Linked DNA regions of Homo sapiens: all the other regions are linked to region 3. Evidence: chromatin contacts called from ENCODE Hi-C or POLR2A ChIA-PET data. All regions are on one chromosome and are shown on one strand. Each heading gives the region's core, a stretch centred on a gene start or an enhancer-like site at or near the end of the contact. The rest is flanking DNA. Distances are from core to core; before and after follow the strand shown.

What was found. Hi-C counts contacts between places; a loop is a spot of excess contacts on that map. ChIA-PET counts read pairs that join two places held with the same protein, here RNA polymerase II (POLR2A). Pooled maps may share reads with other maps.
Region 1: a map of B cell shows a loop between it and region 3 (6-fold over the local background). The contact joins the promoter of TAB1 here to the promoter of CBX7 in region 3. A Hi-C loop is called at or near these places in 2 of 168 maps with a recorded cell type or tissue (B cell and MCF 10A) and 13 of 50 pooled maps. POLR2A ChIA-PET finds 5 or more read pairs at or near these places in 2 of 52 experiments (GM10248 and H1).
Region 2: a pooled map shows a loop between it and region 3 (2.1-fold over the local background). The contact joins the enhancer-like site here to the promoter of CBX7 in region 3. A Hi-C loop is called at or near these places in 1 of 50 pooled maps. POLR2A ChIA-PET finds 5 or more read pairs at or near these places in 6 of 52 experiments (HEK293, IMR-90, PC-9 and 3 more).
Region 4: a loop to region 3 is called in a pooled map, with 5 times the contacts of the local background. The contact joins the promoter of APOBEC3C here to the promoter of CBX7 in region 3. A Hi-C loop is called at or near these places in 1 of 168 maps with a recorded cell type or tissue (natural killer cell), 9 of 37 single-sample maps with no recorded cell type and 10 of 50 pooled maps. POLR2A ChIA-PET finds 5 or more read pairs at or near these places in 15 of 52 experiments (CD4-positive, alpha-beta T cell, CD4-positive, alpha-beta memory T cell, GM12878 and 11 more).

Annotation. Positions count from the first base shown.
Region 1 is chr22:39,398,224-39,401,055 of GRCh38, reverse strand. It overlaps TAB1 (TGF-beta activated kinase 1 (MAP3K7) binding protein 1), which reads right to left and starts at 1,276. Exons shown (of 11, transcript NM_006116.3): 1 at 1,221-1,276. The coding sequence starts at 1,253. RefSeq lists a silencer at 918-1,057 and an enhancer at 1,218-1,337.
Region 2 is chr22:39,285,860-39,288,807 of GRCh38, reverse strand. No RefSeq gene overlaps it. Among named protein-coding and RNA genes, the nearest start is that of SNORD83B, 27 kb to the left of the region's middle. Within about 2 kb of position 1,552, at least 4 of the 41 ENCODE cell types and tissues checked have a DNase peak (open chromatin) inside an H3K27ac peak, as active enhancers do.
Region 3 is chr22:39,150,864-39,154,113 of GRCh38, reverse strand. CBX7 (chromobox 7) reads left to right here and starts at 1,434. Exons shown (of 6, transcript NM_175709.5): 1 at 1,434-1,738. The coding sequence starts at 1,670. RefSeq lists silencers at 1,128-1,697, 1,768-1,817 and an enhancer at 1,275-1,856.
Region 4 is chr22:39,012,790-39,015,701 of GRCh38, reverse strand. It overlaps APOBEC3C (apolipoprotein B mRNA editing enzyme catalytic subunit 3C), which reads right to left and starts at 1,445. Exons shown (of 4, transcript NM_014508.3): 1 at 1,323-1,445; 2 at 1-107. The coding sequence starts at 1,339. RefSeq lists a silencer at 1,155-1,204 and enhancers at 1,315-1,424, 997-1,614, 1,344-1,638, 1,615-2,233.

The DNA of each region.
Region 1 (2,832 bases), core at 27-2,526, 250 kb before region 3:
TTTTTTTTTTTTTTTTTTTTTGAGACACAGTCTCGCTCTGTCGCTCCAGGCTGGAGTGCAGTGGCCCGATCTTGGCTCGCTGCAAGCTCCGCCTCCTGTGTTCAAGCTAATTCTCCTGCCTCAGCCTCCCGAATAGTTGGGACTACAGGCGCCCCCACCACGCTCGGCTAATTTTTGTATTTTTAGTAAAGACGGGGTTTCACCATGTTGGCCAGGATGGTCTTGATCTCCTGACCTCGTGATCCACCCGCCTCAGCCTCCCATAGTTCTGGGATTACAGGCATGAGCCACCGCGCCCGGCGGAGTTTACTTTCTAGTACAGGAGGCAGACAAGTCCATAGACAATTCTAACAGTGCCATGCATAGGAAGGACCCAGGAGGCCAGCACCCTACCCTGGTAGGTCAGAGTAGTCCATGGTGCCAACATGTGTGTGCATCTATGTGCACATACGCGTCAGAGGACGCAGGGCCTGGAAGACAGCGCCAAACCCATGAGGGTCCAGACCGGGGGTAGGGATGAGTCTGAAGACAATTCTTCCACTCAGCGCTCTCGCCTTAGGAGAAGGAAACTGAGGCTGAGGGAGACACAGTCAGAGCCAGGACCAGAACCCAGTGACAGCTACCACTGGTCATTCCTTTAGTACAGCCCAGGGGTTAAGGGGGTTTCTGGAATCACACTGCCTGATTTTAATCCTGCCTCAATACGTACCATTTGTGTGGCCTTAGGCAAACGACCACCTCAGTGTCTCAGTCTGTCAAATAGGAATAACAGTAGCACCTATCTCAGGGGGCTGCTACGAAAATGAAACTGACAAATGTAAAGCAATTAACACAACGCCGGGGATGCAGTAAGCGGTACACTGTGGATGCTGCTGTTATTATCATTGCACGTCTGCTCGGTGTCGCAGTGGGCTCGAGACTCGGATAGCTCTGCTGCCGCCCGCCGTGTTCCCTTCTGGCTCCAGGACGCTCCCGCCCTCGACGCCCGGCAGCAGCAGCCCACAGCCCCGGCGCCCTTGACCCGGGGGCCGGGCCCGCCGCGCACACACGCCCTGGCCTCGGGAACGAGGGGGCCAGCCCGAGGAGAGGAGAAGGTGGCTGACACACCCCACCACGGAGAGGGTGGCTGTCCAAACTCGGAGAAGGAGCCGTTCCTGCACCCGACAGCACCCCCGCCCAGGCTCCCAACCCCAAGCCCAGAGAGCGGGCCTGTTCCTCACACTCTGCAGCAAGCTCCTCCTCTGCGCCGCCATCTTGGAGGAACCCCTGCGGGAGCGCCCGCCTCCCCGCAGAGCAGCGAGTGGGGCGGCTAGAGCGGCCCGAAGGAGGCGAGGATGACCGCGCTGCCGGGGAGCATGCGCCCAGCGCCACCCCACGCCCGAAGAGGGATGGGGGTCGTAGCGGACCGTGTGCGCAGGCGCGCTCTTGCACGTTTTGTTGTTGTTGTTGTTGTTGTTGTTTTGTTTTGTCTTTTCCTCGGGGCCGATTGCTCCTCGCCCATCTTTATTATTTTTTGAGATAGGGTCTCACTCTGTCACCCAGGCTGGAGTGCAGTGGCGCGATCACAGCTCCCTGCAACCTCTGCCTTCCGGCCTCAAGCGATTCTCCTTCCTCAGCTTCCCGAGTAGCTGGGATTACAGGTGCCCGCCTCTCCTGCCCCAGCCTCCGGAGTAGCCGGGACTACAGGCATGAGCCACCACGCCCGGCTAATTTTTGTATTTTTAGTAGAAACGGGGTTTCGCCATGTTGGCCAGGCTGGTCTTGAACTCCTGAGGGTTCTTTGTGAACACAGTTGGTAAGGGGAGGACAATTCATTCACTCAGCAAATGCTACCTAGGTGACCCTGCTTGGCTCTATAGTGGGTTCTGCAGCGAGCAGGACAGGCCTTCAAAAAGCTAACATTTTATTTTATTTTATTTCATTTCATTTTATTATTATTTTATGTTATGTTATGTTATGTTATTTTTGAGACGGAGGCTTGCTCTGTCGCCCAGGCTGGAATGCAGTGGCGTGATCTGGACTCACTGCAACCTCTGCCTCCCGGGTTGAAGCGATTCTCCTGCCTCAGCCTCCCGAGTAGCTGGGGTTACAGGCGCCCGCCACCACGCCCAGCTAATCTTTTACATTTTTTGTAGAGACGGAGTACCGCTATGTTGGCCAGGCTGGTCTCAAACTCCTGGCCTAAAACGATTCTTCTGCCTGGGCCTCCCAAAGTGCTGGGATTACAAGTGTGAGCCACCCCGCCCAACCTAAAATGTTAACATTTTAATTGGAGAGGACAACATTTATGTATATAAGACATTCTGCCGGGGGCAGGCGCGGTGGCTCATGCCTGTAATCCCAGCACTTTGGGAGGCCGAGGCCGGTGGATCACCTGAGGTCAGGAGTTCGAGATCAGTCCAGCCAACATGGTGAAACCCCATCTCTACTAAAACTACAAAAAATTAGCCAGGCATGGTGGTGCACGCCTGTAATCCCAGCTACTTGGGAGGCTGAAGCAGGAGAATCACGAACCTGGGAGGTGGAGGTTGCAGTGAGTGAGCTGAGATCACTCCACTGCACTCCAACCTGGGCAACAGAGTGAGACTCTGTCTTAAAAAAAAAAAAAAAAAAAGCACACTTGTCACGGGAGCCCACTGTGGCTTGCACAGAGTTGGAGGAGAGAGATGAAGGGGTTGTAGGGACAGGCTCTGACCAAGTGGGCCCCAGGCAGGAGTTTATTCATCTGGAGGACAGAGGGAAGTTGTTGCCTTCTAAGCAAGCCATTGACAGGGTCCCATTGGTAGAGAGATGTTTGACTCCCAGGTTCAAGCGATTCTCCTGCCTCAACCT
Region 2 (2,948 bases), core at 303-2,802, 130 kb before region 3:
AGGCAGAGCTCCCAGTCCACTGTCCCCCACTCCCTAGCCCTGCCATGCTCCAAGGTGCCCAGCTCCTACCCGGAGCAAGTGCTGGGCTGGGAACGTCGGCCATCACCTCGCCATTGACTCAGGGAGGCTCACCATCTGGAGGCCTGAGGATGCCACAGCAACTTCCAGCCTGGTCAGCAGGGCAGGTATCAGAGGCGTCCACCCTGCCATGCTGACGATTTCCACCTCATTGCCGAGGGGCCCCCTGGGCCTCCCAGAAAACTGGAGTCATTGACCCTGGGAGGCAGAGGATCTTTGAAGACAACTTGTCTTCTGGGATTTTAGAACTTTTTGAAAGTTAAAATGAGGTCAGACACAGTGACTCATGCCTGTAATCCCAGCACTTTGGGAGGCTGAGGTGGGAGGATCGCTTGAGGCCAGGAGTTCCAGACTAGAATGGGCAACATAGTGAGACCCTGTCTCTAAAATAATTTTAAAAATTAGCCAAGCGTGGTGGTGCATACCTGAAATCCTAGCTACTTGGGAGGCTGAAGAGGGAGGATCGCTTGAGCCCAGGAGTTTGAGACCAGCCTGGGCAACAGAGTGAGACTCCATCACTACAAAAAATAAATTAAAGAAAATTAGCCGAGTGTGGTGGCGAATGTCTATAGTTTCAGCTACTCAGCAGGGCTGCGGTGGGAGGATCATTTGAACCCAGGAGGCCAAGGCTGCAGTGAGCCATGACTGTGCCACTGCACTCCAGCCTGGGTAACAGACACCCTGTCTCAAAAAAAAAAAAAAAAAAAATTAACCCATTTATGCCTTAAGTTGCAATTTTTAAAACTTTTGCAATCAGACCTTGGCAATGACCTTGAGAAGGAGGACAGAAATAATTCCCAATAATGGAACACTAGGCATAAATGAAATGATACACAAATAATACACAGGTCCAGAAACACACCCTCCTTGCAGCAGGACCAAATGATGGAGAAGACACATTGGCCTTCCACATTGTTGTGGGTTGAAAAGGATCTCCCCAAAATTCATGTCTATTCTGCACCTCAGAACGTGACCTTATTTGGAATAAGGATTTTTGCAGATGTAATTAGAGTATGGATCTCAGAATGAGGTCACCCTGGGTTGGGGTGGATCCTAAATCCAGTTAGAGTGTTCTTACAAGAGAAAGGGATGGGAGATTTGCAAACAGAGACTCAGGAGAGGAAAGGGCCCTGTGAAGTCAGAGGCAGGGATTGAACAGTGCGGTCACAGGCCAAGGAACCCGGGAGTCCCCAGAAGCTGAAAGATTGCCCCCTGGAGCTGTGGAGGCAGCATGGCCCTGTAGACACCTTGATTTTGGACTTCTAGCCTCCAGAGCTATGAGAATAAATGCCTGTTATTTCCACCACCAAGTGTATGGTAATTTATTACAGGAAACCAGTAGACACCTGCCCCACGGCCCTGCTCCGTCTGCAGCTCCTCCCTCCAGGGTTCCTCTCTGCTCTCCACACATGACTGTGGCATGCTGAATGCAGAAGTTTTGTTTTGAAATGTGGTGTTTTGAATGCAGAAGTTTTGTCTGTTGAATGCAGAAGTTTCATAGGCACATACCAGACGCGGTGTTCCGTAAACGTTCCATAAATTGCTCTGGCCATTGGTGCAGATGGGGGCAGCTCCCAGTTTTCCTTGGTTACACAAGAAGCCACTGTGAACACTTTTGCCTTGTCTCTTCTGCACATGCTTGATGACTTCTGGAGGCTGGAAGATTCCTTAGAAGGAGAATTGCTGGGTCAAAGGGTAAGCCCGTTTGCAATTTGACTGATGCTGTCAAATAGAGTCAAAACAGAAACTCAGAATCTTAAGAAGGAGAGAAGGTTTGGTGCAGTGGCTCATGCCTGTAATCCTTGCACTTCGGGAGGCCAAGGTGCAAGGATCGCTTGAGCCCAGGAGTTTAAGGCCAGTCTGGGCAACACAGGGAGACCTCGTCTCTATAAAAAATACAAAAGTTAGCCAGGTGTGGTGGCGCATGCCTGTAGTCCCAGCTACTTGGGAGGCCGAGGTGGGAAGATCACTTGAGCTCAGGAGTTCACAGCTGCAGTGAGCCATGGTTGCACCACTGCTATTCAGCCTTGGTGACACAGTGAGACCCTATCTCAAAATAAATAAATAAATAAGAAAAAGAGAAGCAGGGAAACAGACTTTTGGATTTTACAGCATGGGACACTTCCAACCCCAGAATTATAAAACTTCAGGAGAGGGGACCTCAGGAGAACATCTATTCTGGGGTCTCACTTCAGGACCCAGGAGTGACATCTTCCAAGCCCTGTCTGGGTTTCTGTTTCCCTGGAATGGGCTTGGAGAAAGCAGAGGAGATAGGACCCAGGAGCCTGGAACTCTGGGGCTCCAAGGGAGCTCTGGCAGGGGGTGAGTGAAATGCCTTCCCCACCTGGGCACCCAGCTCTTCTACCCAGAGGCTGCCCCTTTCCAGCCGAGGTGCCAGGCCAGCTGGGCCTCTGTAGCTGCACACAGTGGCCCCTCTGTGCTTGGCACACACACACAAAAATGTGAACAGAGCCTGTAATCCCAGCACTTTGGGAGGCCGAGGCAGGTGGATCCCTTGAGACCAGGAGTTCAAGACCAGCCTGGAGAACATGGTTAAACTCCGTCTCTACAAAAAATACGTGAAAAAAGAAATTAGCTGGGTGTGGTGGTGCATGTCTATGGTTCCAGCTACTGGGGAGGCTGAGGTAGGAGGATTGCTTGAGCTGGGGTGGTTGAGGCTGCCATGAGCCAAGATTGTGCCTCTGCCCTCCAGCTTGGGTGACAGAGTGAGACCATCTCAAAAAAAAAGAAAGAAGAAAGAAAGAAGAAGAAAGAAAGAGAGAGAGAGAAAAAAAGAAAGAAAGAAAGAAAAAAGGAAAGAAAAGGAAAAGAAAAGAAAAAAGCCAGGTACGGCAGCTCACGCCTGTAAT
Region 3 (3,250 bases), core at 185-2,684:
ACACTATCGCTGTTCTTCATTTTTCTTTATTCCCAGTTGCATCAGACCTCCGTCTGGGATCATCTTTTTCCTGCCTGAAGTTCCAGCTTTGGAATCTCCCTCCGGAGGGTCTACCAGTGGCAAACTCTTAAGTTTTTGTATTTGTAAGTGCTATGATTTCACCTACGTTCTGGATACATGTGCCTCATACTGGGTACATAATTCTTGAAATACATTTTCACTGAATATATAATTCTAAGATGATGGTTATTTTCTCTCTGGCTTTGTTGCTCTTGATGAAAAGTCAGGTGTGAATCTATTATTCTCTTTTTCTATGTGCCAGAAAGAGGTGTTGGATTTTATTGTGAGGGAAATAGGGAGGAAAATTTTTAAGCACAGGGTGACCCCGTCAGATCTGCATTTTAGAAGCACACTCTGGCACTGTGTGGCTGAGATCGGAGGGAGGGCAGCTCCGCGAGGTCTCTGCTGTGGTCCAGAGAAAAGACGGGGCGAACCTGGGAGGTGGGTGCGGTGAGGGCAGGCAGACCCGAGTCCCCGAGGGGATGCCGGAGCGACAGAAGTTGGGGTCAGTACAGGAAGGAGCAGGGACGACGCCGGGCTCCCAGTGAGGAATGGAGGCGCGTTAGCGAAAAAGGAAGGGGGGTGGGGAATCAAGAGTTCGTCTCGTGCCACAAATGGTTGAGCCCCCACTAAGCACCTAGCGCCCAGTACACGCGGGTTTGGGGAAGGCTGGGGCAGCGCGGCGGCAAAATCCGTCCCCGGGGGACCTCAGCTCCACCGCGGCCGCTCCTGCCGCGAACGAGGGCCCGGCCCGGGAGCCCTCGAGGCAGCGCCCGCGTCTGACCCGTGCGTCTGGGCACCGACCACCGAGGGTCGGGTGGATGGACAAATGGAAGGGCGGATGGAGGGGTGGGTGGACGGACGTGGAGACACTGGCCAAACTGCGCCGCGGAGAAGGCCGGATTAGGGAGACCTCGGCCCTGCGACGTCCGGACACGGTGGGAAGCCTTTTGGGTCCCGGCTCTCCTGCAACTCGAGGGGCTGCGCCTCGGGCCCAGTCTCCTCCGCTGCGGGAGGTGAGCAAATGGCCTCCCCGCTCTGAGCCTTGACTTTGTCGTCGGCTCCACTGGGCCCTGCCACTTCGGCCCCTGGCAGTCACCGGGAGGCTATGAGGCGCCCGCCTGGGTATTAAGGATCACGTCCCGCCCCGGCGTCACAGCAAGACGGGGCGCGCGAGCCTCCGCCCCGCCCCAGCCGGTGACCGAGCCAAATAAGTCCCACGGCAGCGCTCGCGGCTCGCGGCCCGCGGCCCAATCGCAACCCGCGGGGGCGGGCCCCGGGGGCGGGGTTCCGATGGGGGCGGGGCTCGGGGGCGGAGCTGACCCTCAGGGCGCGAGCCGAGCCCGCGGCCGTTCCGCGCGCTCCCGCCCCGCCCCCTCCTTGCGCGCGCTCGCTCGCTGGCGCCGAGGAAAACGTTGCGCAGGTTCAAAAATGGAACGTCGGCGGCGTGAGGGAGCGCGAGGGGGTGTGCGCGCGTGCGCGTGCGCGTGCGCGCCCGGACGAGGGTGACGGGGACCCCGCCAGCCCCAGCATCGCGCGCCGCAGCCGCGGCCCCGCAGCTCCGCCCCCGGCCCGGCCCGGCCCCGGGCCCGCTCGCCCGCCGCCCCGCATGGAGCTGTCAGCCATCGGCGAGCAGGTGTTCGCCGTGGAGAGCATCCGGAAGAAGCGCGTGCGGAAGGTGAGGCTGCCCGGGGGCGGCTCCCAGGACCCCAGTGGGGTCCCTCCCGTCCCCAGCACCGCTCCCTCCACGCTGGGGCTGAAGGGGAAAGCGGGGCGCGGGGGCCCCGGCAGCCCTGCGCTGCTGGGCCCGTCTCCCCAGCCCGTGCCTCAGTTTCCCTGCCACCGTGTAGGGCGAGTAGAACAAAAGTTGTCGCTCCAGGATGCTAGTGGCGGCCGAGCCTGCCTGAGCTGGAGATTAGGATCGGACGTAGGGATCCTCAGCGCCATCCCACCTCGCTCCCCTTTTATTGTAAATATGGGGAGACTGAGGCCCAAGTTGAAAGGACTTGCCTAGCGCGTTATGGTCAGAGCTGGGTTTTGAACTCGGGACTCTGGACGCTTGGCACCAAATCCTTTCAAGTTGTAAGTGGAGCTTTGGAAAAGTCTCCTCCGGCCTCTGAAGTTTTTCCTGCTGGACTTTGGCCTTTTCCGATCCTGCCCCCTCTACGCCACCCGAGCACATCCCTATTCCCCGCCCCCACCCCCACCTCAACTCCTAGCCCAGGCCAGGGCTCTGAAGCCCGCCCCCTGCGCTGGGGCATCCCCTAGTCTCCTACCCCATCTGCCTTCTTCAAAACATACACCCTGCAATTTAAGGAGGTGTCTGTTCTGCTGGTTTCAGAACCCCACACTTTGGGGCTAGACTTTGTCCGGGCCTGGCGTCTACACCTCCCGTGCACTTGTTTGGCGAGGGGGCTCGCCTAAGGCTGGGGAAATCCTTGGGGAGAAGTTCCTTTCCTGGTACGCACTACTGTCCTTCCTTTGTCTCCTCCTCCCTGCAGCCCTTTGGGAGGCTCCAGGCCGACTGGGAGGGGCCTTAGGGGGTCACCTCCTCCCATTTAACAGAGACAAAAACTGAGGCCCAGGCAGAGGAAGTGACCTGCTCAAGGTCACCGAGCAAGTTAGATAGGGAGGTAGAGCAGGAGCTCAACTGGGCTGATTGGCAGCCCATCTTCTTTCTCCATAGAGAAAACTCAGTCCTGGCATCTCGGGCCAAGGGTGAAGGTCAAGGTGGTCAGGAGCATCTTTTCTTCCTCCAGCTGTGCTTGGGGTTTTACTCTTCTGATTGAGGCAGCTGTTCCTCCTCCTTCTCCTTTTTCCTAGGGTTTTCTCCACTTAAAAGAGAATTGATTTATTCCACAAAGCTCAGTGCTTTTCGTGCTGTGTAGCCTGAAGCAGGCACAGCACTAACTCCCTCTACGATGGAGCCCGCAGGGTAGCACAAGAGGGCGAGATCATCATTCCTTCGGCCAGTCACTCAAAATATTTATTGAGGGTTGGTCAGGTACCAGGCACCAGTCTAAGCCCCAGGGATCCACCCCTTCCCTCAGGGAGCTGGCATTCTGCAGAGGCGGCACACAGTGAATGAGGAGATACAGACAGATGCCTTCAGATGGAGCTGTGTGCTCTGCAGAAATAGAACTGCAAGGTGCCAGTGGAGACAGCATGGGAGAGGGTCACCAGGGAAAGC
Region 4 (2,912 bases), core at 196-2,695, 140 kb after region 3:
TACCTTCCACGGTGAAGCACAGCCAAGTTTCGTTCCGATCGTTGGCTTCCCATAGGTTTTTAAATTGGAAGTAGAATGTGCCTGGATACATTGCCTTCATCGGGTTTCTGAAGGCACAAGAGAGAAACCCCAATGCAGAGACCCCCGCACCGGAGTCCTCAGGGCTGATGCCCACTGAACACAGCTGCCTGGACGTCCCTGGGCTCTGGGCCTCCCCCATCCCTCCACAGCCCTGAGAATGTCTGCTGCTTTCCCAGGCAGGAAGACGGGGAGAGAGAAAGAGGAGGGGACGCTGGCAGGGGCAGCAGGGCCGGGGTGACCTCTCCTAGCTGGAACCCCAGCTCTGGGGCTACCAATGGAACACCCTCAACCTCCCAGTTTTTCTGCTACTTTTTTTTTTTTTTTTTTAAAGACGGCATCTCGCTCTGTCCCCCAGGCTGGAGTTTGCAATCTCAGCTCACTGCAACCTCCACCCCTCGGGTTCAAGGGATTCTCCTGCCTCAGCCTCCCAAGTAGCTGGGATTACAGACGCCCGCCAGCACCCCTGGCTAATTTTCTGTATTTTCAGTAGAGACGAGGTTTCACCATGTTAGTCAGGCTGGTCTCAAACTCCTGACCACAAGTGACCCGCCCGCCTCAGCCTCCCAAAGTGCTAGGATTACAGGCATAAGCCACCGTGCCTGGCCTAAAATAAGAGCATTTCTCCTGATCATCATATTTTTTCCTACACTCCATGTTGCAGGTGTCATTCTGAAAGGTGAACGGTGCTCACAGAGGAGGAGCCTGTGTCTGGGGTCGTGTGCATCCTACTCTGCTCACAGTGGAGGCATCTTTGGAAGAAGTGACTTATTTTCTGGTACAGAGACCATTCCCTCCCCCACACCCTCTCCTAAGACTTTGTATTGAAACAAAGTAAATCTTACAGAAATTGCACCAAAGCGCTGAGAACAAAATGCCTGATTGCTCAAATCATCCTTTGGTTCAATTCTCCCAGTTCCAGAGCTCCCAGGAATAGTGGGAAGCACACAGAGGAAGCACCCTCCCAGGGCGGGAAGCACCAGCCCGGGCATGATTTTCGGGGGAGAGTCTCAGCAGGCGGACTGGGCTGGGGCAAGTGGGGAAGGTGGCCCATTCAGAAGCAGCAGTCGTGGGACCACACAGCAGGGCAAGGAGCTTGGCTGGGAGTGGGGGCAGCGGGGGAACCAGGGGGGAGGGAGCCCAGAGGTGGGGCTGGGGCAGGGGGAGGCCAGGGCTGAGGCCCAGCAGGACCGCCTGGCAGGAAGTGGCAGGAGGGGCCTGGCGGACAAAGCGTGCAGAGGTACCTGATCTGTGGATTCATGTTCAGCCTCTTAGATATGCTTGTCCCTGTCCCACTCTTTTCTGAAGCGCTGTGGCTTCTCTTCCTGCTTACAGCGTCCTTGCAGTTGAGCAGCCCTCTTTAAAGTGACCTCCCAGGGCCTTGTGAATCATGGCCCCTCCCCATTCCTGCTCAGGCACTGGTGTGGGAGGCCCCGGGGTGCTTCATGTTTCTCTGGCTCTGGCCCTCTTTCTGGTTTTCTCCGGGCCCCTCCTACTGGCAGAGGAACCTCCGATAAAGACAGGCTGCTCTGTCTTTATCTGTCCTGGGCAGGACCCAACGGAACTGCAAAAAGAAGAGAAAGAGAAAGAGAAAGGCATTGCAGCCTGAGCCTGGGACGCGGGTCCAGACCCAGCTGAGAGAGGGGCAGGTGCCCCGTTGCCTGGTGGTTGGGCAGGCTGGAGCCCCCTCTCCACCACCCCCTCCCCAGCCCTAATGTGTGCCCAGAGCTTTGAGCAGCACCACCCTGTTGAGTGAGGGGAGGTTTTGAGACCCCAGTGGGGAAGGAAGTGTGGACTCCGCACAGCACAAGCGAAGGCTTAGGTGTGCCTCGAGTTCCCAGCTGTGTGCTGAGTCCATCGCACGCATCCCCTCTTCCAACCTCCCAGCTTCCAGAAGGTGGGGGGCAGTTCAGCCCCTCAGAGATGTGGGCGGAGGATTACCTAGGTGCTGAGGCAAGAGACTGAAGGCACAAACTGTTTCAGTATAATAAAGAATATACTTACAATAAGAATAGTTATAATACAAATTAGATACAGAGATGATCATGGACATTATCAATCATTAGTGTAGATATTATTAATCATTAGCTTTTAATATTACTCTTTATTGTATTACTAATATAACCAAGAAATAACCGGTGGGTATAGGGTCAGGTGCTGAAGGGCTGTTGTGAGAAGTGACCGAGAATGCAAGAGGTGAGCCCTCTGTCACACCCGCATAAGGGCTACTGGAGGGCTCCTTGGTCAGGCGGTAACGCCAGTGCCTAGGAAGGCATCGTTACTTAGCGGACCACGAAAGGGAGTCTCCCTTTTCTTGGAGGAGTCAGGGAACGCTCAGCTCCACCAGCTTCTTGTGGGAGGCTGGATAGTATCCAGGCCTGCCTGCAGCCATCCGGAGGCCTAAACCCCTCCCTGTGATGCTGTGCTTCAATGGTCACGCTCCTTGTCCACTTTCCTCCTGTACTCCTGGTCCCTCTTTGAAGTTCTCAGAAGATAGCGGTAGAAGAAATAGTGAAAGTCTTAAAGTCTTTGATCTTTCTGATAGGTGCATAGAAGAAAACGCTGACGTATACTGCCTTCCCTCTCTGCTTCGGCTACCTATAAGGGAAGGGCCCCCTGTCCTATGATCACGTGACTTGCTCGACCTTATCAATCACTTGGACGACTCACCCTCCTTACCCTGCCCCCCTTGTCTTGTATGCAATAAATAACAGTGCACGCAACCATTTGGGGCCACTACCCATCTCCGTGTCTTGATGGTAGTGGTCCCCCGGGCCCAGCTGTTTTCGCTTTATCTCTTTGTCTTGTGTCTTTACTTTTTACGATTTCTCATC